2 separate regions of the Homo sapiens genome follow, and region 2 is linked to region 1. Evidence: chromatin loops called from intact Hi-C (ENCODE). Cell type or tissue: B cell. All regions are shown on one strand. Links, peaks and the distances in the headings refer to the core of each region. The heading gives the core; the rest is flanking DNA.

Region 1 (12,875 bases), core at 2,742-10,741:
TTGCACTCCAGCCTGGGCAATGAGAGCAAAACTCCATCTCAAAAACAAAACAAAACAAAAAATTCCTCCCAAAAAACACAAAAAATAAAAATACAAAATACAAATTTAAAAAAAGATAGTATAACAACTATTTGCATAACATTTACACTGTATTCGGTTTTATAAGTAATCCAGAGATTATTTCAAGTATATGGGAAGATGTACATAGGTTATATGCAAATACTATACAATTTTATTTTATTTTATTTGAGATGGAGTTTCACTCTTGTTGCCCAGGCTGGAGTGCAATGGTGCAATCTCAGCTCACTGCAACCTCCATGTCCTGGCTTCAAGCAATTCCCCTGCCTCAACCTCCCAAGTAGCTGCGATTACAGGAATGTGCCACCATGCCTGGATAATTTTGTATTTTTAGTAGAGACAGGATTTCACCATGTTAGACAGGCTGGTCTCAAACTCCTGACCTCAGGTGATCCACCCACCTCAGCCTCCCAAAGTGCTGGTGTTACAGGCATGAGCCACCATACCCGGCCACTGTACCATTTTATATCAGAGACTTGAGCAATCACAGATTTTGGTATCTGAGGCGTATCCTGGAATCAAGCCCCCATGGATACCAAAAAATGACTGTAGCACAGACTGGGCAATGAGTAAAGGACAGATTTTTTTTTTTTTTTCACAGTTCTAGAGGCTAAAATGTCGAAGATCATGTTACTAGCCTCTGGTTTTCAAGATGGCACCTTAAACACTTTTGGCTCCCCAAAAGCTTAACTACGAATAGCCCACTGTTAACTGGGAGCCTTATCAATAACACAAACAGTTGATTAATATATATTTTTAAGTCATATGTACTATATACTGTATTCTTACAATAAAGTAAGCTAGAAAAAAGAAAAAGTTTTTAAGAAAATCATAAGAGAGAAAAATATATTTTCTATTCAATGAGTAGAAGAGGGATTATCGTACAGGTCTTTATCCTTATTGTCTTCACACTGAGTAGGATGAGGAAGAGGAGGCAGAGGAGGGGTTGGTCTTGCTGTGTCAGAGGTGGCGGGGGAAGAAAATCCACCTGTAAGTTCAAACCCATGTTGTTGGAGGGTCATCGGTACTGCCTAACCCTACCTTATCTGTAATCACTTACCAGCACTGCTGACAAAGACACATTTTTGCTAGAAACAAATTAGCAAGAGAAATTAGGGGTGAAAACATTAAACTTTTGAGATTTTTCAAAATTATTGAAGAGTTAAAGAAAAAGGGGCCTGTAGCTACAGTATGAAGAGACCTCTAAACTAATCTGTGTACTTTATACTTCACAGAATAGAGGAAGGGAAGAATGAAGTTCATTTGAAGTGTCCCCAGGTGAGCCACAACAAATCCCTCATCCAGAGGTACAACTACCCTTTAGTATTAGTGCAGGCATCTGGAGGCTCCTAGTAATGCTTAATGATAGCTTACAAAGGGTATGTGGGTGTGTATCTGGTGGGTAGTGGAGTATGGTGATCACTTAAACTAAAAGGAAGTTTAAGAGACCAACTCAGAAAGTAAGATCCTAAATCAGTGGTTCTCAAAGAGTGATACCTAAATCTGAAGTGGTTCTCAAAGGGCAGTCCAAAAAAGCAGCACTGGCATCACCTGAAACTTGCTAGAAATGCAAATTCTTAGGCCTCCCGTTAGACCTACTGATTCAGGGTTCTGTGCATGAAGCCCAGTAATCTATGTTTTAATAGGGTCTCTTGCCACTGATTCAGATGCATGCTAATTAGGAACCACTGCTCTAAAATCCACTAAGTGGCAGTGTGCCACCAAAAGGCTATACGATTTTATATCAGAGACTTGAGCAATCACAGATTTTGGTATCTGAGGGGTATCCTGGAATCAAGCCCCCGTGGATACCAAAGGCTATTTTAAGTCCGTGGTTCTCAACCTTGGCTGCATATGTGTATAATTAAGAAGCTTCCAACGTAAGGCCCTACCTCAGAGAATCTGATTTCACAGTTTTTGCTTCTTCCAATGATCAGCCAAGGTTGAGAATCACATTTCTAGATGATTTAATAATTTCAATCAAACAGGGTTAAAATTTGAAAAAGAAAAACAGTACATGAATGTTTTAAGTCTAAACATACTCAACTTCCCACCATATGAGTATAAATTAATAACCCCATACAGTCAGCTAATACTTAGGCAAAATACAAAATTGAAATTAATAACGCAGGATTAAAATGAAACCTAAATGTTTACAGGAGCTCACTGGGAAAACATAAGAATACAATATTATTTTTTTCCAAAAAGAAATTTTGAAATGTATAAGCTGTAACAGAGTGGCAAGAATACTTGACTTTGTATCTCAGGTATATCTGGGCAAGAGATTTGCCTCTGTCTTCTATCAGCTGTAACATTTTGGTTAATTTTATTTTTCTTTCCTTAGCCTCCACTTCTCCTCCAGAAAACAGTCAATAATATGAATCTCTATCAAAGAGATGTGGTAAGGATTAAACAAAACAAAGCATGTAAAGCATTTGCCACCATAACTGGCACATAGTTTATGTTCATTAAATGTAAGCTTATTAGTAAGAAAATTATGTTAAAATGAAAATATAGTAACAAAATAATGAATAAATTCTAAGAGTCAGGTAAAATTTCTTTCTAATAGTCTAAGCAAAGAAAAAGAGGTATTAAGACAATAACAGTAGTAAAGATTTAGGTGAAGGTCTCCATATCAGAAGTGCAGGAAGCAAGTACAGTTAGATATAAACATTGTACTCACTTCCCTTATCCTCCTATCAATGGAAGCAATCCCACCTGTTCACTCAAGTCTCTCTGGAGAAAAAGTGGTTTACAAGAATAAACCCATGTCTACAGTGTCGGCTAGACAGATCTCAAATACACATAACAAATTCATACTCTCTGCTGCCAAGATCATATTTTTAATTCCTTCATAAATTTAATCATTAATAATATAAAGAAATTCCCATTTGAGTATTTGTAATGCTAGCAGATGCACACTTACTTCTGATTCTTCCAGTTTCCAGCAATGGGTCACTAATCAGTTTATTTATTTATAAAGAAGATGAGCCACATCTTTTAATTAGCTAACAGTCATGTGTGTTCAACTTTCGTTTCTTTCTTTCTTACTAAAGTTGACCCAGTATAAGAATTTCTTGAAACTAATGAGCCCCTCCCACCTTTGCTCTGTGGCTGAGAGAAGTGCCCAATGTGAAGTGGGCACATAGATGCTGCGAGAAGGGAACTCATTCATAATTTTCTATTAGAAACAGTGATGGAATTGCAGAAACTTTTGTTTCCTTATACATTAGGTTATTTGTCATATTTTCTATAAAAAACTTGCATTACTTTTAAAGATTCAAAATTTTAAGCACACGGTCTAGTAAGTATATGAAAGAAGAATCAGTAAATAGTTCAAGAATAGTATAAATATTCTAAAACTTCATAAGTTCTTTTTTGCTATCCAAAAAAAAGCCACACAAAATTAATTGACTGTCCACCAAACTATTTTATTTACAATTGCTGCTGAAAACAACTTTAAAACTTTTTTTTAAAAAAAGGTCATTACTATTTTAAAATTAAGCATAATCCCAGAACTAGACTCACATAGTTTTTAAATGATGATGGAAAAGGGTATCCTTATATAGTACATTGAAGAGTGTATACTGTTCTAATAAGATAAGCTTTGTTTTGAATTCTTAGTTCTTCTATTTCCTAACAGGGTAAACTTGGGCAAGATTGTTAACTTCTCTATCAATTTTTACAACTATAAAATGATAATAGTTCACATTTTAGTTATTTGGCTTGCTGTAAGAATTAAAAGAAAAAAATATGGCACAATACCTCACACATAGAAGCCATTAAATATGAGTGGTAGCATAATTATTCAAAGGAAGAAACACTATTCAAAGAAGGAAGATATCGTTTACCAGCCTTAAAGATTCCATACATGGAAAAACGCCTTATCTATATTACTTTTATAATATACAATGGGTTTTACGGGAAAACCCAGATTTAAAATATAAGCACTTTCTACTTCTGAGGTAGAGTCTGAGGTAATTAAACAGCATCAAAAGATTCAACTAGTTTAAACCAACATATGTATAATTCTGAACTAATCAGCATCTCAAAACATTTAAGGATTTTTTTTAAAAAACCTATCCAGATTTTTTAAAATTTTAGACTAAATATAGTAACACACCTGCTAAAATGATTCCTTATAACAACATTCTCTTATCTGAAATTCTGTTAATAAAAGTAGAACAGAGAAGCCAAAAAGATTTTACTAAGGCATAAAAAGCAGCAGGGTGGTGGTGATGACAGGAAGCTCCAGGGTCAAGATACCAAATGTTAAGAGTATGGAGAAACAATTGGCTGGGCACAGTGGCTCATGCCTGTAATCCCAGCACTTTGGAAGGCCAAGGCAGGCGGATCATGAAGTCAACAGATCGAGACCATCCTGGCTAACATGATGAAACCCCGTCTCTACTGAAAATACAAAAACAACATTAGCCAGACATGGTGGTGGGCACCTGTAGTCCCAGCTACTCGAGAGGCTGAGGTGGGAGAATGGCTTGAACCCAGGAGGCGGAGCTCGCTGTGAGCAGAGGTTTCACCACTACACTCCAGCCTGGGCGACAGAGCGAGACTGCGTCACTCCAAAAAAAAAAAAAAAGAATATGGAGAAACAATTAAACTAATCCTTCATATTGTAAGATGATACCTGAGCTTTGATTTCTAAAAGGTTGTGATTCGATGACTTCCAGCCAATATACTTTGAAGCTTAGAAAGAAATTACCATGGAAACAAATGAACTAAAATAACACTATAACACCATGAGATAAATGGTTGTGCACAATTCTACTTCTAGATATCTACCCTAGAGAAACACACATACATGTGCTCAAGAAAACATATACAAGGATGTTCATTACAGCACTGTTTATGATACCCCCAAATGTAATGCCTATTAATAAAAGAACACATAAACAGAATGTGACATTCCATATCTGGAATATCACAGAGAAGTTTAAAGGGATGGACTAGATTTATATAAGATCTGACTCAAATCAACTCAACTTGAAAGAAAGCAAACAAGTAACTTAATAATACATGCATTATGATACTATTACCATAAAAATTCTCTAGGTGTGTTTGTGTGTGTGTGTCTGGAAGAATATTCCCCAAATCTGTTATGGCCAGCAGTGGAGCAGAGAGGTATAAAATGCGTGGGATCGATGTGATGGGCAAAGAGGAATTTAGCTTTATCTGTCCTGTTCTAACCCTCCAAAGGGAGGCTGAATTTATTTATTGTTAACTTAAACTAATTAAAGAAGAAAAATGCCTGAAATCTTTGATCATAAATGATGAAAACATTTTACTAGCCAAATAGAATGTTTATGGCTTTAAACTGTTAGATAATATCTATAATATTGTGACTATTAATAGGAAATAGAACATTAAGGTTTTTTTGTTTGTTTGTTTTTGTTTTTTGAGACTGGGTCTTATTCTGTCACCTAGGCTGGAGTACAGTGGCAATGGTCATGGCTCACTACAGCCTTGACTCCCTGGGCTCAAGCAATTGTCCCACTTCAGCCACCCGAGTATCTGGGGCTTCAGGCATGTGCCACCACACCCAGCCAATTTTTTAAAAAACTTTTACAGAGACAAGGTCTCACTATGTTGCCCAGGCTGGTCTTGAACTCCTGAGCTCAAGCAATCCTCGAGCTTTGGCCTCCCCAAAAGTGCTAGGATTACAGGCATGAGCCATCATGCCTGGCGACAGTTTCTTTTAACAAGCTCAAGATAAGAGGCCAGAACTCTGCTCTAAAGTCCAATGTAGAGACATGGGTCCTAAAACAAAATAATACTAAGTCAAAAGCCATCTGAAGAAGAGGCAGACTGACAATTAATGTCTCATTCATAATTTTCTATTAGAAACAGTGATGGAATTGCAGAAACTTTTGTTTCCTTATACATTAGGTTATTTGTCATATTTTCTATAAAAAACTTGAAATTATTTGACTACAATTCTGGTAATATTTATACTTCTTCAATTCTAAAAGAATGTGACGTGGTAAAAATCCCAGATGCCGCTAATCTATACAGGCACATGGCAACTCAAGAAAACATATGCACTGAAAAGGAAGCACAGTTCTTAAACATTTCAGTATTGAATCTGGCAAGAGACAGATCTTATGATGGTGTTTGTGGAGTCAGAAATCAAATGAATATCTTCTTAACATATAAGGTAGTGTTAAATAAGGAACATTATTCAGAGACATCACTGAGCTGAGAGTTGTTTGGATCTGCAAGTGAGAAAAGTAGAATATTTGATATTTTTCCCACTGGAAAATAAAGGTAATAGACGCCCTGTTGTCTGAAATATTGATTATTAGGGAAAGTCAGCTGAGGTTACATTTATAAATAATTTTATCACCCTAAAATATATAAATGCCATTCATTCTTCCATCTTGTGATGTAGGTAAGGCTTTTTTTTTCTGAGCCTGGATCAGCTGACTAAAGCATTGTTTTTCTTGCAAAAACCACAGAAAAAAATGTATTGTCTACAATCTCCATAAATAATACTGAAAACTTAAGACAGTTAAGCAAATTCAATATAGAATCCATCTAATTTTAATGATTTTTTCACAAACCTTTTAAAACCATCTTGCCCACACTTTGAGAGCAGTTTTCTTTAATGACATCTTTATTGAATCTTTCCAAAACATTCAACTTAGGTTTTCACTGAAATTGCTCTCCTTTTTTTATATTTTTCTTTCTTTAAATTTCTGTAATAGTTGATTCTACTGCCTAATTACAGCAACCAGCACAATGGCATAAACAGATTTAGAAACAAACCTAAATGACTTGGTAAACAGCCCAACAGACCGCATCACAAGTGCCAGGGCGTCCTGGAAAGTCATCTGCCAGCTGTGAGTGTGTTGTGTTTTAGAGGTTTTAAGAGTCTGGGGCCCACCAGTTGGTTTGGTAAGTGTGAGATGTAGAGGCCCTAAGAAGAGCATCTGTGTAGTGTATCTCGTGCAAATGTTAAGTTACACTTCCTACTCACCAGCTTCGTTCTTCAGTCTTCATGTGGTAAAAAATACAACAACCTACGATCCAGGCTACAGCCAGAGGCTCAACTAACTTTTGAGTAACCTCCCACGCCCGGTACCAAGAGTTGGAGACACAAATAATAACGGTAGGCAGGGTTTATCAACATCACCTGTGTTGAGTGTTGACTTTTTGGGCCAAAAAGTTCTATGTTGCAGGGGCTGTTCTGTGTATTTGTAGCATTAAACATCCTACTACCCACTAGATGTCAACATCACATTCCCTGAGCTGTGACAATCAAAAATGCCTCCAGACATTGCTAAATGCCCACTAGGGGGCAAAATTCCTCCTGACTGAGAACAAGTGAGGGTGGATCAGGAGCTTTCAGTTTCTAATAAACTTTCTTGGGTCCTTCCCTTTGTTGGGACTCACAGAATTTCATACTCTTAGATCTATCAAGAATCTTTTCCTTCAAGTTTTATTTTAGATTCAGGGGATACATGTGCAGGTTTGTTACACAGATATATTGTGTGATGCTAAGGTTTGATCCTTAACATCATAAACATGCATAAATGATCCTGTCACCCAAATAGTGAGCACAGGACCCAATAGGTCGTTTTTCAACCCTTTCCTTCCTCCCTCCCCGTCTCCTCCCTCTAGTAGTCCTCGGCGTCTACTGTTCCCATCTTTATGTCCATGTATACCCGATGCCTAGCTCCAGAATCTTTTGGTTGCCTTCTCTGAAATTCAGAGAAGTAAGCTGTGAACAGCCAGTTGTGGTTGCCTAATTTGTAGGGCTGAGGGCAAAATGAAAATGTGAGTCCCGTGCTCAAAAATTACAACTCTGAAGACAGTGACAGAAGAGGATTAAACCAAGGGCAGGACCCTTCTGAGTGCAGGGCTCTGGGCAGCTGCAGAGGTCGCGTGTCCATGAAGCCAGCCCTGCAATAGCCACCTAGTGATAGGCAGAGCAGGAGTTACAACCTGGGATTCCTGTCACTCTTTCCACTAAACTGACAGTCACATAAAGATCTGCTGCATCTCAATAAGCCAAGAGGTATTAATAGTTCAACTTCCTAATTTTTACTACAGTTTTTGCTAATATTCCTTATACTTAGCAAGAAATATTGTACATAATAGTGAATTAGTTTCTCATCTCAACTTTTTGAAATCAAATTTATCAACAGAAACCTACTAAATTAGATTGACAGTTCCAATTATAGAACTACAAAATCATTTGTGTTTTATTGGAAACAACCATGAGGAGTTTATTATATTTTATTAGTAGCATCTGTCTCCTGTCTTTGAATGCTAGAGAAGATATTAATGATGTTCTTTTGCCATTTGGAAACAGATACTCTTTTCTCAAAAATTATCTTTGGCACTGGATTAATTCTCTAATTTATTCTTGTCATTTGGCAAGCGTCTTCACTCCAGGTGTAGAAACTGGAAGTGTTTCCAGAAAGATCAAGGGAGATATACAATTTATTACAGAAGGTCAGAATGTGTGTTGCTTAAAGATGTGATGTGATATTTTTCTATCGCATGGATGTGACCATGATGAACCTAAATTCTAGCTTAATATCATCAGTCTGGTCTTACCTGCTAAAGATCACCAGGACATACATGCTTCTACCTTTTACTGCTCTGCCTTTTTCTTTTTCAACATTCTTCCAAATGTAAATCAGCAAAGCAATAACTGTCACAGATAACACTGCTTCCAAAACACAAGTAGTGGGTTATTATATTGGTTCAGTAATGTTCAAAACAGCATATCGCAAACTTCCCAACAAATGTCTGGAATCCAATTTTATGGTCCCAGAAAGGAAAGTGACACAGGAAATCACACTCCAGCACTCAGAGATAGCAGGCCTCCGGGACTGAATGACAATGCTGTAAGAAATTTTCGCTAGGGAATGTTTGACAGGAGATGCCACTTCTAACTCTGTGCTTTCAGTTTCTAAGTTCAAGTGAGTTGGTAAGAAAAATCCTGCTAAAGACATTTATATGATCTTCAGACATAAGGAGACAGTAAAGGAATATGCAGTAGCAGCTACAGTAAAAATGTTTTTAGTTTCTATAGTCAAAAGATACATGCAGAGGATGGCTTCCAAAACCAAGTGCAAAAAGGGTATAGTCAAATCATCAAGTGGTCTTACAAAATGATTTAAAAAAAAAAAACCTGAGTAATATAAACTATTTTCTACAAAGGCTAAGTGAGGTCAAAAATTTACAATACAGTGAGAAAGGGATGGATTATGCTCTTAAGAGCAGGGGATCTTGTTACCACCCTCTTTTCATGTCTAAAAATATTATTGAATGAATACTTTTACAGAGCTTATAATGTGCCAGGCACTGTTCTCACAGCCTTACATATTAAATCATCCAATCTTTAAAATATAATTATCTGAGACAGGTATTACAACTATCTCCATGCTACAGAAGAGGAAACAAGCACAGAGAGGTCAACTAAGTTGCCTAAAGTTGCACAGCTGCAATTTAAACCCAGGCAATTAGTTTCTAGATATTAAGTAACACCCAACGGCACATAGCCTTGGACAACTCAAATCTGTCTTTCTGAAAAGCTGAGCCCACTATATGACACAAGAACCACTATCTAAATCTACAATGGTAAGCCACTCAGACACTATATATATTTTGTATAATGAAAATCATTACAATTTCCTTTGGAGCTTATTTCACTAATGTACAAAAGATGAGAAATCCACTTTTAATGAGCTCTTACGTGTGCGGCCCTACGCAGGCACTGTATTTCCCTCATCCCATTCACTTCTCACCAGGATGTGGAACAACCTTCAGCACCTGATTTTACAGAGGAAGAGACTAAATACTTGGGGGGAAAAGTTGAATCACTTGCCCAATTGTGTAACTGATGAGACTCATACTAAAACGAAGCCACATAATTTCAAGAGAAATAAGGAGGAAATGCCTTCATATATATGTATATGTTATTTGTATTTGGAACATATCTATACTCAAACATTATATAGCATCAACTTCTTGCTTCCTTATTTGAGTACCTGATCTTATCTAGTACATTATAAAAGTTCCTGGAGACAAAAGCCTTTGTTTATAAAAACTTTGTACACCACATTACTTTTAGTATAATAATGCGCAAGTAGTAAAAGCCCCAGAAACATGTGTCAAATAATGGATGAATATGTATTTCTGGCCCAGAGGTAAACAAAACTCACCCAACTAATGTACAACTGTATGCTAATTAAGTCAATTAAGTACAAAGTACAAAACTCTAACATTTGTGGAGATCTCTAGCTTCCACTGATTTACCTCAGAAGGAAACTATCCCTTTTGTAAAAGAGGAAGGTTTTCCAACTCATAGCAGATTGGTACACTGAGACCCCAAATTGAGAGAAAATTCACCTAAGAATTCCATAAAAAGATTCCACTTGAATACTTCAAAATTAAGTGTTGGACTAGTCCAGATTATAAAAGATATTCATTTTTTTTTCTTTTTTTTGAGACAGAGTTTTACTCTTGTTGCCCAGGCTGGAGTGCCATGGCATGATCTCGGCTCACTGCAACCTCCACCTCCCAGGTTCAAGCAATTCTCCTGCCTCAGCCTCCCAAGCAGCTGGGATTACAGGCATATGCCACCATGCCCAGCTGATTTTTTTGTATTTTTAGTCAAGACGGGGTTTCTTTATGTTGGTCAGGCTGGTCTTAAACTCCCAAGCTCAGTGATCCATCCACCTCAGCCTGCCGAAGTACTGGGATTACAGGCGTGAGCCACCACGCCAGCCAAAAGATATTCTTGAATTATCACCTTCATATTCAAAATAAGATTTCTATCGTAATGCTATATTAGATCCAGCCAATTTTTATTTGAGATTATTATAGAAAACAAATGTTTTATGCAAATGACTACACTTTGGGAAAAATAATTTTCTAAGACCGCTGAATTAAGTAATATGTAAAAACTCCAAGACTAAATTAAATATACATCTTGTAGGTACGTCTCTATTCCTGCTGGTATAATTTTACAAGTAATGAAGTATGTGAAAGAATTTTTAAAGGGTCTATTTCTCACATTATATATGACTAGTTAATAACTATAATTTATTCTTATCTGAGTACTTAAGACTATCAGAACAATAACCTTCACTGGCCCATTTAAGAAGAAAAAAAAAAAATTCCAAGGAATTCAACATGGGTTTGAATTCTGAATTGGCCACTTAGTAGCCAAGGAGACCTATGCAATTTATATTCGTGGCCTTTCTTTTTTCTTAATAACAGAGGTGATTCTGATGTTGAAAAAGCACCTTTCTAAAAGTTGTTCAACATAGTTTTGTTGTAAAATACTGCTGAACCTAATGGAATTCCTTATCAGAACAAGCCTCTGACATCAAGATCCTGTTAATAATTAGGTCTCTGGCCAGTTTACCTGAGTAGCTTACTAATTCACTTGGCAGGTAGAGCTTCTCAGCACAAATTTTCCTTTTGAATAAAACTAAAGGCAAATGTATGTCTGGGTTTCCTTTCTGGAAATGTACTACCACTTCCTCCAGTCTCAGAGGGCACCTCATCAAAAGGGCCATGACTCACCTTTCTAACCCCAGGCTTCCAACACTCTCCCTCCTCCACTGCACTTGATCTTTCCCCATCACACTCATTGCTTCTTGGTGTGTTATATATTCCTTTATTGTCTGTGTTCCTTCATCAGCATGTATATCCACGAAAGCAGACGTTTTGCTGTTGTCCAGCAAAATATAAAGGCAGATGGGTTGGAATTCTGAATTTAGCCACTTAGTAGCCAAGGAGATCTATGCAGTTTACTTGAGGTTTTTCTCATCTCTAAAAGAGTATAATATAATAATGATGATAATAATAACGATTTCACACTGGATTGTTGTAGCATTAAAAGATATAATAATACCATGTGAAGTGCCACGCACAGTACATGACACATCGTAAATATTCAAAAAAAGAATAATGCTCTTTTATTAGTTTTCAAAAAAACTGCTAACAGATAAAATCAGAAAAGTCACATGATTGCTCTTCAAACTTTGCTCTTTAACAGTAATAAAACTTTAAATTATATTATTCCTCTTTGCTGCCACAAATGTCACCTGCATGGTTATGCAGCTACAGCCATGATTCCATGTAAGAATAAAGAACTTATAATTTGAAAACATACTACACCACCCCCCCAAAAAAAAACTACTCTTGAAATCTGAATATCCACAGGACCATTATTAAGCTTAAGACAGAAAAATCTACAGAATTATTACATAAATGATGCCACCTGTGTTTTCAGTAATTCTTGTGAAATGAACAGAAACCCTGATAAGCTGTTTCAGAAAGTAAAATTAAAATATTTTTCACAGAACATTTTTGAGAACCATGAGTTTCCAATTACTTCTCAAAGTGGGTGTATATAAATATAAACTAGCTAATGAGAGTAGCAGAAACAAAACAAACACCAAATTTCACATCTAAGATTCTGACTACAATTCTATGGTCAAGATAATCATTTGTCTTAAAAGTGCTGAAGCCACTGTAGTCATAGCTAGTGAAAATATATTTGAATTTCATAGGCTCACCTTTCATAGTAGAGAGAAATTCCATCACATCTTGAAGTGTACATACCTATAATAAGGGCCTAGTCTGAATTATAATCTATTGTCTAGAGTTATAAATAAAAATTGGCTCATTAATTAGTAAGGGGTATTTCCTAAATTCAGACAGTAACAAGGATCTCCTTCAAAATTAATTCTAAGATAATAAATCACATGAGATTTTATAACTTTCATATTTGAAATTTCATTGTACTTATAAAT
Region 2 (12,875 bases), core at 2,727-10,726, 910 kb after region 1:
AGGTCAAATATAAGTGGGAGTATTGGGAAATATATACATATAATTTGTGAAAAGTATTGTAACTGAGAAGAAAAAGTAGCATAAGGCACCAATGTTATCCAGTTTGGCCTATAAAATTCACTCCAAAATTGTATATCCCCTTTGAGGGTTTGCTCATTCCTTATATATAGGAATAACCCTATATACACACTCAGTATAACTTTATAGGCATGGCCTCATCATTATTAGTATGTGACATTCTATAATTTTCAATGAAAATTTTCCTTGCTAGCACCTTTTTCTTTTTTTAAAAATACATATTATTAAGATAAAAAAGCTACTTAAAACATATTCTCAGTTTTCTGAAAGCTGACCAACTTTTATCTCAAAAGCATAATATACCTTAAATGAAAGGATACATTATCAAAAGAAATACTTAAGACTACTCATTTCATTAAAATATGAAAATCTACTAATCTTTACATAGAAATATGTTCATGTGAATTTGTCTTTATTGTATTTGAAGGCGCCAAGCAGTACTTTCAGTAATCAAAGCAATTCTGAATGACCATAACTCACCTTACTTCAAAGAGATAAAAAAGCTTCTTTTAAGGAAGCAAATGAAATTATAAATTAAATTTAGAATTCTGGACGATGACCCTCCATATAATGACACTTCTAGAAGCCACTTTAGAAGCAGACACTAGACAGGCCAGGGCTGTCTGTTTCTACATTGGAAGTACAATTGTGTAACTGGTCTTTATTAATGTAAGCCTGTACCTCTTTGAGATGAGTTCATATTTTAGGAAGTCATATTTAATCACTACTATATTCCCCATTATTAAATGAGACTGATATTTAGTTTCTAAAAAATCTTTCCAATGTGCTGCTTGTAGAATGCAAGTCAGAGAAGGTTCAAAGGAAAACTCTTAACCCTGAAGACCTGAGATTCTCTTAACGATGTCTTTCACTGAGCAGATCTTTTGATTTTAAGAAAATCCAACTTAATCCTTTTTTTTTCTTTGATAGATCATGCTTTTGGTGTTGTGTCTAAAAACTTACTGAAGTACCCAAAGTCAGATCAAGGACAGCTAACACCTATAGTGTATCAAATTGTTGCTCCCAACATGACCATCTGAAATTTCTATGCTACCACTGTTGTAAGAAGTGGAAACTCAAGATCCAATCCAGTGCAGATTAGTGGCCTTATGTTTAAAGTGTATGCATACTTGCAACACAAATTCATTTCTCCTTAAATCTCCTTACATGTATAGCCTTCTCCATTGGTAATAACATTTACATCATCACTAGGCTTGTCGCATAAATATCGAAGTACTTAGAAGATCTTTATGAACTTTACACTCCCCTAAGCAATATTTATTTTTAGTTTTCTAAATATTTATGAACTTAGACTTAAAATAAATTGTTTTAAAATAATTCACACTAAAGTCATTATTTATCAAGGATTATAGTGGGAATAGAAATTATCTTACCTTCAAGAAGAGAATCTAGATATATTGATTTCTCTACTTGTCTTTTTAAGCATTTTTATATGCATTGAGAAGAAACAACAAGATCTTCAAAATGGCAGGTGAACTAAATTGCTCCAGTCAGAAACCCTGTGCAATTGGGAGAGACTCAAGGAATAGCTTATGAAATTGTCCAACTGAGAAGAAAAATAGCGTATGATTTTTATCAGAGATAAGCACAAGGTCATTTCTTTCAGAAATCAGAAAATCCAGACCTTCCATAAAAAATGAAAGTCTTCAGTAATCAGGATTCAGGATTCATTTCTCATTTTTTCCCTGCTGTGCTGTTACAACCTGAAGAGCCAGAAAATATCAGGCATCTTCAGTAAAAGTATTAGAAGTGAAGCAGAAAACATTATATTCATTTATGGCTTTTACAGCCTCAAGAAGGATATGGAACTAGAGACAACCTACAACACAACTTTCAAAATTATTAGCAGAGAGCATCTCTGTGACTACCTCATATTTGTAATCTTAATAATAATTGTGGTAGGCACATGGAGTCCTTAGGACATATGCTCATGTTCCTTTCTTTTCTGAATGTACGAGCCCTGTAAAACAAATTGCTTGCCTAAGACAATAACTAGAAAAGTTCATGGCAGGAGCTAAGTCTCAGTTCCTCTCATTCTTCTGATTCTGATCCAGCTATTTCCTATCTGAAATAGGATGGTGGTTATGGAATATGTCTGAGGTCTATAAACTATTGAATAAAAGTTTCAGCAAATTTCAACCAAGAATGAGGCAGCTCCCTTTGAAACATTTTGGGTTAACTTTTTTATTAAATAAATTAATTCTTCATACCAGTGGTGGGGGCGGGGGGGGGGGCAGAACTAACTTGAGGATTTTAGTAACCATCTATATGTACAATAAAAATGTACTGAGTGTCCCAAACAACACAGTGCTAACAGCACCAGAGCCAAAGGAGTGAAAACTTGGCTTTTGGTTTTTAGAAGCTTCATGATTAGTTGAATAGCTTATATACATAAGAAACATAAACAAAATTTTGAAGAGATTGGCAAATTCATGAGAGTGTTTTTAAAATTAGCATTTATTCATTGCTGATTATAAGCTAGGTACATTGCCATCTTTCATGAATTGTCTCAAAATAATTCTGATAATAACCTTTTCAGGTAGATTTTATTATCCCCATTTTATAAAGAGTGATATTGAGCTTTGGAGAGATTAAATAATTTGTCCAAAGGCACACTGATAATGTTACTGAAACAAGATTTAAATGACATAATGAAACTATTTGTTCAAAAGGAAGCTCGAACAGCACTCTCATCTTCAAGTTTAGTGTCAGAGAAGACAAAATATTTGTGTGCCATTGTCTTTACCTCTCTCTTAAAAAACAACTGGAGGAGTGAACCATCGCTTAGATTGGGCAGAGACATTCCAGTGACCTGTAAGAATATTCGTTCTTTCTAGCCACACAGATGATTATTAATTCATTTGAGGCATATGGCTTTGCACTGTGCTCTCTAAATGCTGCCGCAGTGGTGGCATGTGAATGATTTTCTTCTCCTCATCCTGCTATGAAGTGTCACTCTTCCCTGCCAGGGAGAATAGACCATGAGGAATAACTGCTTCTCAACACGGCTGTTTGTGATAAATTTTAAACCAGTTGTTCAGATCCAATATCCGTGTAATTTATTGATTGATTGTTCTAGATGGTGCTGAGTGCCAACGCTAGTCACATGTTTAGAAAAAAATCAACAAAAACTGGCTCAGAAAAGAGACTGATTTTCTCAACATCAAGAAGCTCTCCTTTGCATTCAGACTCTTGTTCAAAAATCATTAGGCTCCTTTTGTTTTCCAGACAACCCAGGAGAATGATGTACACAGATGAAAGACGTAGCCACCTGTTCTCAAGCATTTGCAATCTAGCAGAACAGAAAGTTGTACCAAGAATCATAGCAAGTGTATTAAGTACCATAACCTTTATGGGGAGCTACAGGAACTCAAAAGAGGACCAATAAAAGCCAGGAGAGATGAGAGGTTTTGGCTTCCTGTTGGAACTAACTATGGCTAGGTCACCAAAGGATCATGCAAATTTTGATAGGACAAGAAAAGTAGAATGATGATTCTAGGAAAACCGAAAGCATATGCGGAGGCTCAGGGGCATGAAAGCACAGCTTGTTTGGGGAAGTGGAAAGTAGTTAAGTTTGGCAACACATGGTACATTTGGAAAAATGACAGGAGATGCACAGAAAATAATTTTAAATGAAGAACCTGATGTTTGGCTCAGTATTATGGAGGCAAATATCTTTGTTTTGAATTAAAATGGAGATTCTGTTTCTGATTTTTTTCAAGTAATTTTTTTTCAATGTTCTCAAATTTTCTTTGACTTATAAAGCAGTACAATGTAAAACAATTTCATATTTCTTGTAGTTTCTGAGGAAGACAAAGGATTTGGACCAATTTTTGAAGAGCAGCCAATCAATACCATTTATCCAGAGGAATCACTGGAAGGAAAAGTCTCACTCAACTGTAGGGCACGAGCCAGCCCTTTCCCGGTTTACAAGTAATGTACCTCGCTTCTCTTTTCAGAGTGGAGTGTCAGAGTAATGATCACAGATCAGCATCTATGAACTTGTACAGATGTAATATAGTGCTTTCTGCAAATTCCATGGACATTAACAAAAATATTGGCATACAAACTATTAAAAAAGTTGCCTAATGCTCAAATAGCAGATTTTCTTAAATATATGCAAATAATTCTCTTACTATTTTTTGCACAGATAATGTTACTGGCATTTGACATTATCCACTTATAAATTGTATAATGGAAATCATGTTTTTAGGCCCATGAATGGTTACATAAAATTATGCATAATTTAAATATACAGATTTGAGGATAAAATGTTTTTGTTATGTACTGGCCTGCATAACTCATACCTACAGATATGGATAAATTTTTATATTAAGTACATTTAAAGATCTTGCACAAATAACTGTAGAAAGCACCATATTTTTCAACAGTCTCATATCTATATTCCACCCAACACAGCAAATTTCTTAAATGTCTCTACCTATAGGAAAATCTATATAAACATACCTCTTACTATTTTTCTGGGTTACATATGTATGCTATCTAAAACAACTTTATAAAAAGCAACAATGAGTTTTCCTGCTTCAGATGGGTCATAAAAGTATACTAACAGTTTCTCATCTGATGCAAAGAATGAGATGCAAAAATCAACCAAATGCCAGTGGATTTAAATTTCACCTGTGCAATGGTTCCATGAAGACAAAACAAGTGACTGATGGAGAAATTGGGGGCTCTAGTGTGTTAATGTCACCTGACTTAATTGAAAGTTGTCACTCAACAAAGTTAATTTTAATATTTTTTCCTTGATACAAAAGTAACTTTCTATTATTATAAAAAGTTCTTACAAAAGAGAATATCCCTTTCCACCCATTTGATTCTAACAGTACTCAGTTTTTTCCTGCCTTTGGCTATAATCACAAAATTATTCTTAAGATAAAATTGTGAATTTAGATACAAAATCACCATCCCATTGAAATTATTTTTATCGTTTCAATTTCATACATGGAAATATGATATAAGTAGGTATTTTATAAATTATAAATAACACATTTGTTCTCAAAATATTTGATGGGCTAGACTTATTTCCACCCTTAAGCCATATATAATGAGAGCCTATTTGTCATTGACATGGAATAGTAGAACTAATAGGATCTGTAGAGGAGATCCAATCCAAGAAAATTTTACAGGAGAGGAAGCTGAATCCTGAATAAGTAAATTTGCTTGCTCAAGAACTAGTAAATCACAGATCCAAGACTGAAACACAGTTTTTATGACTTCCAATGAGGTATGCAATTTTTTCATTATTTATCTATCTGGATAGATTGATAGAATCCCAAAAACTCTTTCAGTGACACTTATGCTGTGACACTCTGTTGTTAACAGTCACACAAGGGACCTTAGCAAATCAGTCTCTAGGCTAGAACAGAGGCAACCAAAAGAAAGGGCTGCTCTCAGATAACATTCTAGAAACATGGAAAAGGCTATGCTTCTCCTTGCTGCCCCCATGCCCCCACCCCACAGGCACAATAAAAAGCAAAGCTTTGCTTTGCCAGTAAGTCACCAACTGCCTCTCTCAGGTTGCACCCAGCACTGAAATTCCCACTTTGAGTTTGGCCTGGTTATCCATACACTAATAGACAGAACTGGAGAAGACAGATAGATGTTTAATCTTGTTATGAAGACAGTCTGCATTTGACAGGAAAAAAAAAAGTGGGGGGAAAGAACAGAAAAAAAATCAGCTCATGATGGAAATAGTTTGATGGAAAAGAACATTTAAAGTTTTTAAAATGTACATAATTTCAGGACAAATTATACTAACCTTGGTAATCATCCAATTTTTCATTCATATAGTAGTTATATATTTGTAGCATGTTCTGGGACAACGTGCTATTCATAGCAACATCCTGAGAGGTACAACAGGGTACTTTACTTCTGACTTATAAGCCTTGAGGCTTTCATTATCTTGCCCCCATCCCCAAAGAAACAAGCATTACAATAAAAAAGTATTAAAAGGGATTGTAGCAATAGTCTATGTTTCTGAAACTAGACCAGTGAACTTCTTCAAAGACAGAAAAAGGTAATCCTTATATGATGTCACAAGCACAATCAGATCCATGTGGAGGAAGGTAAGATAATAAACAAATATTTGGAACCAATATAATGAGGGAGAAATTACAAAAATTGGAGCTGCCCAACAAAGAAACCCACTGTCTTGACAAGAGCTAAGCAACTTAACACTAGATGGTTCAGGCAGGGACAATATTGCCATCACCTGGGGGAAGAGGAAGGCTTTATTCATTGGATTGTAATTTAGTAAGTTTTAAAAATGCAAAATCACAGTTTTCTATACTTGCTTTTAAATTATCTCCTATACTGCGAAAATTGTAACTAATAATGTTCCAGTAACTTTGATTTGACAACAGATATTCTAAAGTCATTAGGACTTTTGGGCATGATTATTACTCTAATTAGAAGTGGCCAGGAAATGAGCGATGTGGCCACGAGCCACTACTACTTGAGCGATTTGACCACAGCTCTAGGCTTATGACTTTCCTGAGGACATGGAACTTTAAAGGATAAACCCTGATAAAGAATGATTATAAAATTATACAGTTGGTTCTCTTAGTTGAGAACTATTTTCTACATGCATTCTTTTCATCATCACATCAGAAAGTTAGATCCCTGTTTCCAGTCTATTTATAACACTATCCCTATCAGTTAATGCTCTGATTATCTGCAGCATGTCTTATATTGTTATGATATTATGTGGTTGGGGAGAAAAAGAATTGTTCCTCTTTTTCACTTTATTAAAAGTAATCTTAGAGTAATGAGAAAAGACATAAGTGACCACTAACTCTAGGCTGAGGAAAATCCAGATTTACTTGTATATTTGTGGCTCGGAATAAATTTTTAAAAACCCAACTGACTTTTATCATTTTCAAATTGTGTGACTGACCTCTAGTGGTCAGAATATGTCACTTATTGAGCAGAACCCACTGTCAATTAGTTTGTTTTATTGAAAAATTACTTTGAAATTTAGAGTCAGATATTGATATTTTGTATTTTATTTATGGTAGAACAATGCTTTTAATACTTTATACAGTATATCTGCATATGTATGAATCTAACTGGTGCATAGATGGCTATCAATTACATCCCAAGAAATCAATTTATGGAGAAAAACTCAACAAAATATTTGTCACTTGAGATACCTCACAAAAAAAAGACAAAATACGTCATGTACTTTGATGTTTCCTTGTCTGTACTTGAGCTAAATTACAAATTATGGTCCTAGAGACTCAGAATCATAGAGTACAAAGAAATACCACCTGAATCATATTCTTAATTGTCTGACTTCACATGGAGCCGTACCCAAATTATTTTAGAACTGTGTTAGCTCCGTAGAGTTTCTAGGTCTCATGACCTGTGATATGACCTTTGTGTCTTTTTCTCATAGATGGAGAATGAATAATGGGGACGTTGATCTCACAAGTGATCGATACAGTATGGTAGGAGGAAACCTTGTTATCAACAACCCTGACAAACAGAAAGATGCTGGAATATACTACTGTTTAGCATCTAATAACTACGGGATGGTCAGAAGCACTGAAGCAACCCTGAGCTTTGGATGTAAGTAAACTGTAACTTTTAAAAAAGGGCAAGCGTGTTTAGGTGAGTTCAGCAAGAAGAACAATCAGGAAAGGATAGTGAGAGGAAGGCATCATAGATGAGGTGGATCTTACAAGATGAGTGGACCCTAATTGTGTAATGGAGACAACAAAGCACCACAAGGCATACTATGAATGCACTTGAAACAGTGAAAGATGATGTTGTCAAATAAAGGAAGGCCAGCGTCTGAGGATCTTGAATGACTCTTTAAAAGTTAGCATCAGGCTGGGCGCGGTGGCTCACACCTGTAATCCCAGCACTTTGGGAGGCTGAGGCTGGTGGATCATGAGGTCAGGAGATCGAGACCATCCTGGCCAACATGGTGAAACCCTGTCTCTACTTAAAATACAAAAATTAGCTGGGCGTTGTGGTGCATGCCTGTAATCCCAGCTACTCGGGAGGCTGAGGCAGGAGAATTGATGGAACCTGGGAGGCGGAGGTTGCAGTAAGCCGAGATTGTGCCACTGCATTCCAGCCTGATGACAGAGCAAGACTCTGCCTTAAAAAAAAAAAAAAAAAAAAGACATCAATGGAAGCAACAAGCCATGTATTATCAAAGGGGCACTATCACCCCTAAGGGGGTGAAAATTGTCTTTTGGGGGAAGAAAATGTCACATATTGCAACATAATGTCTGTGACTCTTCAAAGATCAACCCAATATGACAATATTGTATTCCCTAATATTTAACTTCTAATAGTAGGAATAAATTTAATTATATTTTAGTTAATTTATTTTAAATTTAAATTACATGAAACATTTCTTTTAATTAGGGCTAATAATGAAAAACTGTGCTAAGCTAAAAATTAGAGGTTGTTTTGAAAGAAAATTTTACATTGGGAGATGAGTTGGACCAGGTGATCTCCAGTATGTGATTTGTCAGCACTTAAATCTTTTGCAAAATGAATTATAGGATGAAAACAATGTTTTAAGAAGTCCTTCATGGTAGGGTTTATCAGGAGGGAATGAGAAAGGTCCAGGAAGAGAAGTAAGATTAAATTAGTGTGGTGAGAGTGGAAATGTAAATAATATACATTAACCATAAGGAAAGAATTAACAGGTTGCATTGCACAAAAGGAAAGAAGACTGTACATTTTTTTTCCAAGTTATGTCTAGTCAGAGGGTAGAAACATTCTGTTCTCATTAATAATGGGATGGGAGCAAGAAAAACCAATTTCAAGGATGGCAGGAAGCATTTAAATGGTTGCTTCACATGCAGAGGTTATTTTGATATTGAGTTATCCAAGTTGAAATGTCAAGTAAGCTATTGAGGATAGGGATGGCATTCAAGTAAGACACCAGGCCTAGAGAAGTAGATTTGAAAAGTCCTCTGCAAAAAAGTAACACTTAGCATAGATGAATTTTCAGAGGTATACACTTTATACTGAGAAAAGTAACAATTCAATGTTATAATTTGGGTGCCGATCACAGGTTAGGAACAGGAAGAGAGGCAGAAAAAAATAGAATGAGTATCAGTAAAACAAATGAAGAACTGGAAGAATATCAAGGAATCAAGTGAAATGTAAGTTCCAAATACATAGAAAAGAGTAAAGAAAATTAGAACTGAAACAAACCCAGAATTTGAGAAGGAGCAAGAGATTGGTTACTTTCACGTTCCCTAATGAGGGTCCTGCCTTTCACCCTTATTCCTTCCCGATATCCAAGCCCTCCCTCAGGAAGAGAAATACCCTTCAAATGAGTCCATTCCTCTAAGTCATTCCTTCTTACTTACTTTCTTTGGTAGGTCCCTGGTTTGTCTGATTTCATTGTATTTCCAGATACCCTGACTGAGATTCTCCCTAAGTCTGAAACAAAAGTCTTCAGGATATTTGTGATTTTCAGGGTTGTCAGAATTCTTATGCAGGCTGCTCCCAATATCCATAGACTTTGAGCTCATAACAGAACTTTTTAATAGTCTATACAAAATCTCAGCAATGTAAGAACGAGGAGCTGACTTTACTAGGCTTCACCAAACCACTGAGAAGTGCTGTATCTCACGAATGAGTTATTTGCTGAAAGGTAAAATTGATGAATGTCTCTCTTTCTATTGACCAGAGAGTGAATGTTTCTCTTTTTTTCTTTCGTAATTAGATCTTGATCCTTTCCCACCTGAGGAACGTCCTGAGGTCAGAGTAAAAGAAGGGAAAGGAATGGTGCTTCTCTGTGACCCCCCATACCATTTTCCAGGTAAACTTAATTCCTCTCTGACTATTAGCATCTATGAAACAAAATGGACAAGTTTCCATTTTCTTAGTAATAATGCTACATTATTAATAATCATGGCTTATTATTAATTAAATGAGACTGAATATTTGCATACCTTGTAATGTGTCACTAATTGTTGTGGACACTTTCTTTCTTGGCTCAGTCACCTGGCTCTAGTCCCAAGGATCTCTAATCATTTTAGTTTATAAACATATATATATATATATAGTATTATGTCATCATTAAAGTTCCTATTCCATAGGGAAATTCTGTTAGATTTTCTAGAAAATATTCCTGAAATAGAACAGTACCAAGAAAGGATGTATAATCAATCATTTTCTTAACAAGTTAGTATCTATGAAATACTGTGAACTGTATGTAACTAAACCCTAGAAGGGATAAAGACATAATAAATTATTAATCTCCTTAGGAATACCAATCAGCAAGAATAATCATCTACTTTATAAATGGGGCTAAATTAAGTGTCATCTGTTATGAAATTCAATTTTGAATCTATGTTTTCTGTAATTTTATATGGCTAAGACAAAAGCCACCAAAGTGCTAATTAAAAGATGAATTCCTCATATACTTTCACCAATTTTCATTTATTTATCAAATATCTCTTTGAAACAATATATAAATACCTGTTTTCACAATTTAAAAATCATGTTTCTATTCTTTTAGTTCTAATATTATGCCTTAAATTTGACTTTAAACATCTCCATAGAGAATGAAACGTAACAGGCTTTTAAACTCCATACAGGATTTTGTGTGGGATACATCAATCTGATGTGTGTGTATGTACATATACACACACATATATTTCACACAAAATTATGTTATATATTCCACATGAAATTGTGTGTGTGTGTGTGTGTATATATATACACGTATATATACGTATATACGTATATATACATGTATATATATATATACGTGTATATATATATATACACATATATATATATAGAGAGAGAGAGTTGTGGTTGTTTACATATCAAATATTTGTGATTTTCTCCACAATAGGAGAAAGATGATTGCTTGATAAATACAGGAGGTACATATAAAATTCAAAATTTTCTAACACCCTTTCAATGAGAAAAACCTTTTTCTTAAGGAACTATTGAAATTATATATATATATATATATATATATATATGTATGTGTGTGTGTGTATATATATATATATATATATATGTATATATACATATTTTAAAAACCTACCATTTTCATAGTGTTTCCCACAAAGTAATGACCAAAACTATCCAGTGACTACATTTGACCATATTCAATACTGGATGGACTTCACTGCATCACTCATTGACTCAGAAAATCTCTTATGAGTATTTGTTATACAGCAGGCACAATGTATGCCACAGAAATGCCTCAGTGGAGCAAAACAGGAAAAGCTACCAGCCTTCAGAGGTCTTCCACGGGGAGAGTCAGACATTAATAAGATAAATGGCTAAAAGACATGCCATGTTAGATATTGCTAAATAAGGATAGATAGATAGATAGATAGATAGATAGATAGATAGATAGATAGATAGATATAATGCAGGGAAGTGGGGAGAGTAAGTATTGAGGGGAATGACTGAACTCAGGAGGAGCATCACTAGAAGGAAAGTTGGAATAAACACCTGAAGGAAGTAAAGGAGCTAACAATATGAGTATCCGAGAGAAGAGCATGCCAGGAAGATGCTGAGGTCAGACTATGGAAGACCAAGGAAGCCAGGGTGGCTGTCATAGAGTGAATAAGGCAGAGGGTAGTAAGAAATGAAATAAGAGAGGTACAAGAGCTGCATTATGGAGGACCTTATGATCCATAACAATTATTAATACTTTGGCTTTTACTTTGAATGCGATTTACATTGGTGGGCTTTGAGCAGAGGAGACACATGACATGACTTAAGTTATAGAAAGGTGACTCTGGTTACTGTTTTAAGAAAGGACCTGGGGAGGACAAAGGTGGAAACAAGAGATCTGTTTGGAGGTATTGCAATAGTTTAGGTAGCATATGATGGGCCAGAGTGGTGGCAGTGGAGGTGGGAAGATAAATCCAAGCATATTCTAGATAAAATAGAATATACTAAATTCTATATAGAAATCTAGGTATACTTTGGTTAAATTCTAGATATATTTTGAAGGAAAAGCCAATAGGATTTGCTTGTTGACTTTATGTGGTATATAAGATAAATACAAGAGTTGAGGGTGGCATAAAAGTTTTTGCTGTGAGATCCTAAAAGAATGAAGTTGCCATTACTTCAGCTGAAGGAATAGATGTGGACATGTTAAATGTGAAGCATCTGTTAAGCTTCCAAACGGAAATCAAGGTGGCAGTTCTATATGTGTGTAGATGTCGGGGGTGATGGAATATCAATTTATGATTCATCATTCAATAAGTTGTTTTCAAAACTATGGGACTGCAATGTGCTTACCTAGACTTCTGGGGCAAAAGCAAGAAGTGTCATATATCTACCGATAAAAGCAACATTTCTTAAGTATGTGCTGGCACTTACTGAAAAAATAATTTTATGGTTATTTATTGTTTAATCCAGTCTATAATCCGAGGAAAACAGATAGCTTTTGCAAAGATGATTGATTTTATCATCTGTGTGGGGCTAGGAAAGACACAAAGAAGATGGTCTGTTGAGTCCTTGAAAGAACTAGATCAGGGCTTAGCTCTTGATTGACAAAGTCACATCTCATCCGTAAGTCGGAGAGTCAGCGTGGCTATTGCTCTGGTGTTGGTACAGCTTATTTTGGTGATGGTGGGTGGGGAAAGAGGTGAGAACATCAGTTCTGCCTCCCGTTTGCTGTATGACCTCAGGCAAGTCACTTCACCCTATTAGGCCTTGGATCCCCCATTTAAAAATGGCAAGAGCCATTCCTACCTTTGTTGTAACGATTGCTGACAGATTCTAACAAATTGCAATTATTGTTT

What was found. A loop is a pair of places that touch in the nucleus more often than their neighbours do. Peaks named below come from ENCODE experiments on the same cell type or tissue, not always from the same donor. Only the 100,000 strongest peaks of a DNase experiment are listed, where the experiment ranks them.
Region 2: a loop joins it to region 1, with 31 times the contacts of the local background. A loop is called at or near these places in 2 of 110 quality-filtered maps.

The regions. Positions count from the first base shown.
Region 1 is chr12:40,003,954-40,016,828 of GRCh38, forward strand. All of the region lies in intron 3 of SLC2A13 (solute carrier family 2 member 13), which reads right to left. Among named protein-coding and RNA genes, the nearest start is that of SLC2A13, 96 kb to the right of the region's middle. RefSeq lists a silencer at 7,353-7,472. In B cell, for the core only: CTCF peaks have their summits at 7,386 (motif pointing right) and 7,586; a DNase peak (open chromatin) is centred at 7,398; H3K4me3 peaks cover 616 bases; H3K27ac peaks cover 477 bases.
Region 2 is chr12:40,914,740-40,927,614 of GRCh38, forward strand. CNTN1 (contactin 1) reads left to right here. Exons shown (of 24, transcript NM_001843.4): 4 at 3,900-4,032; 5 at 7,517-7,689; 6 at 9,818-9,913. Among named protein-coding and RNA genes, the nearest start is that of CNTN1, 230 kb to the left of the region's middle. In B cell, for the core only: CTCF peaks have their summits at 7,028 (motif pointing left) and 7,231; no DNase peak of the experiment used is centred there.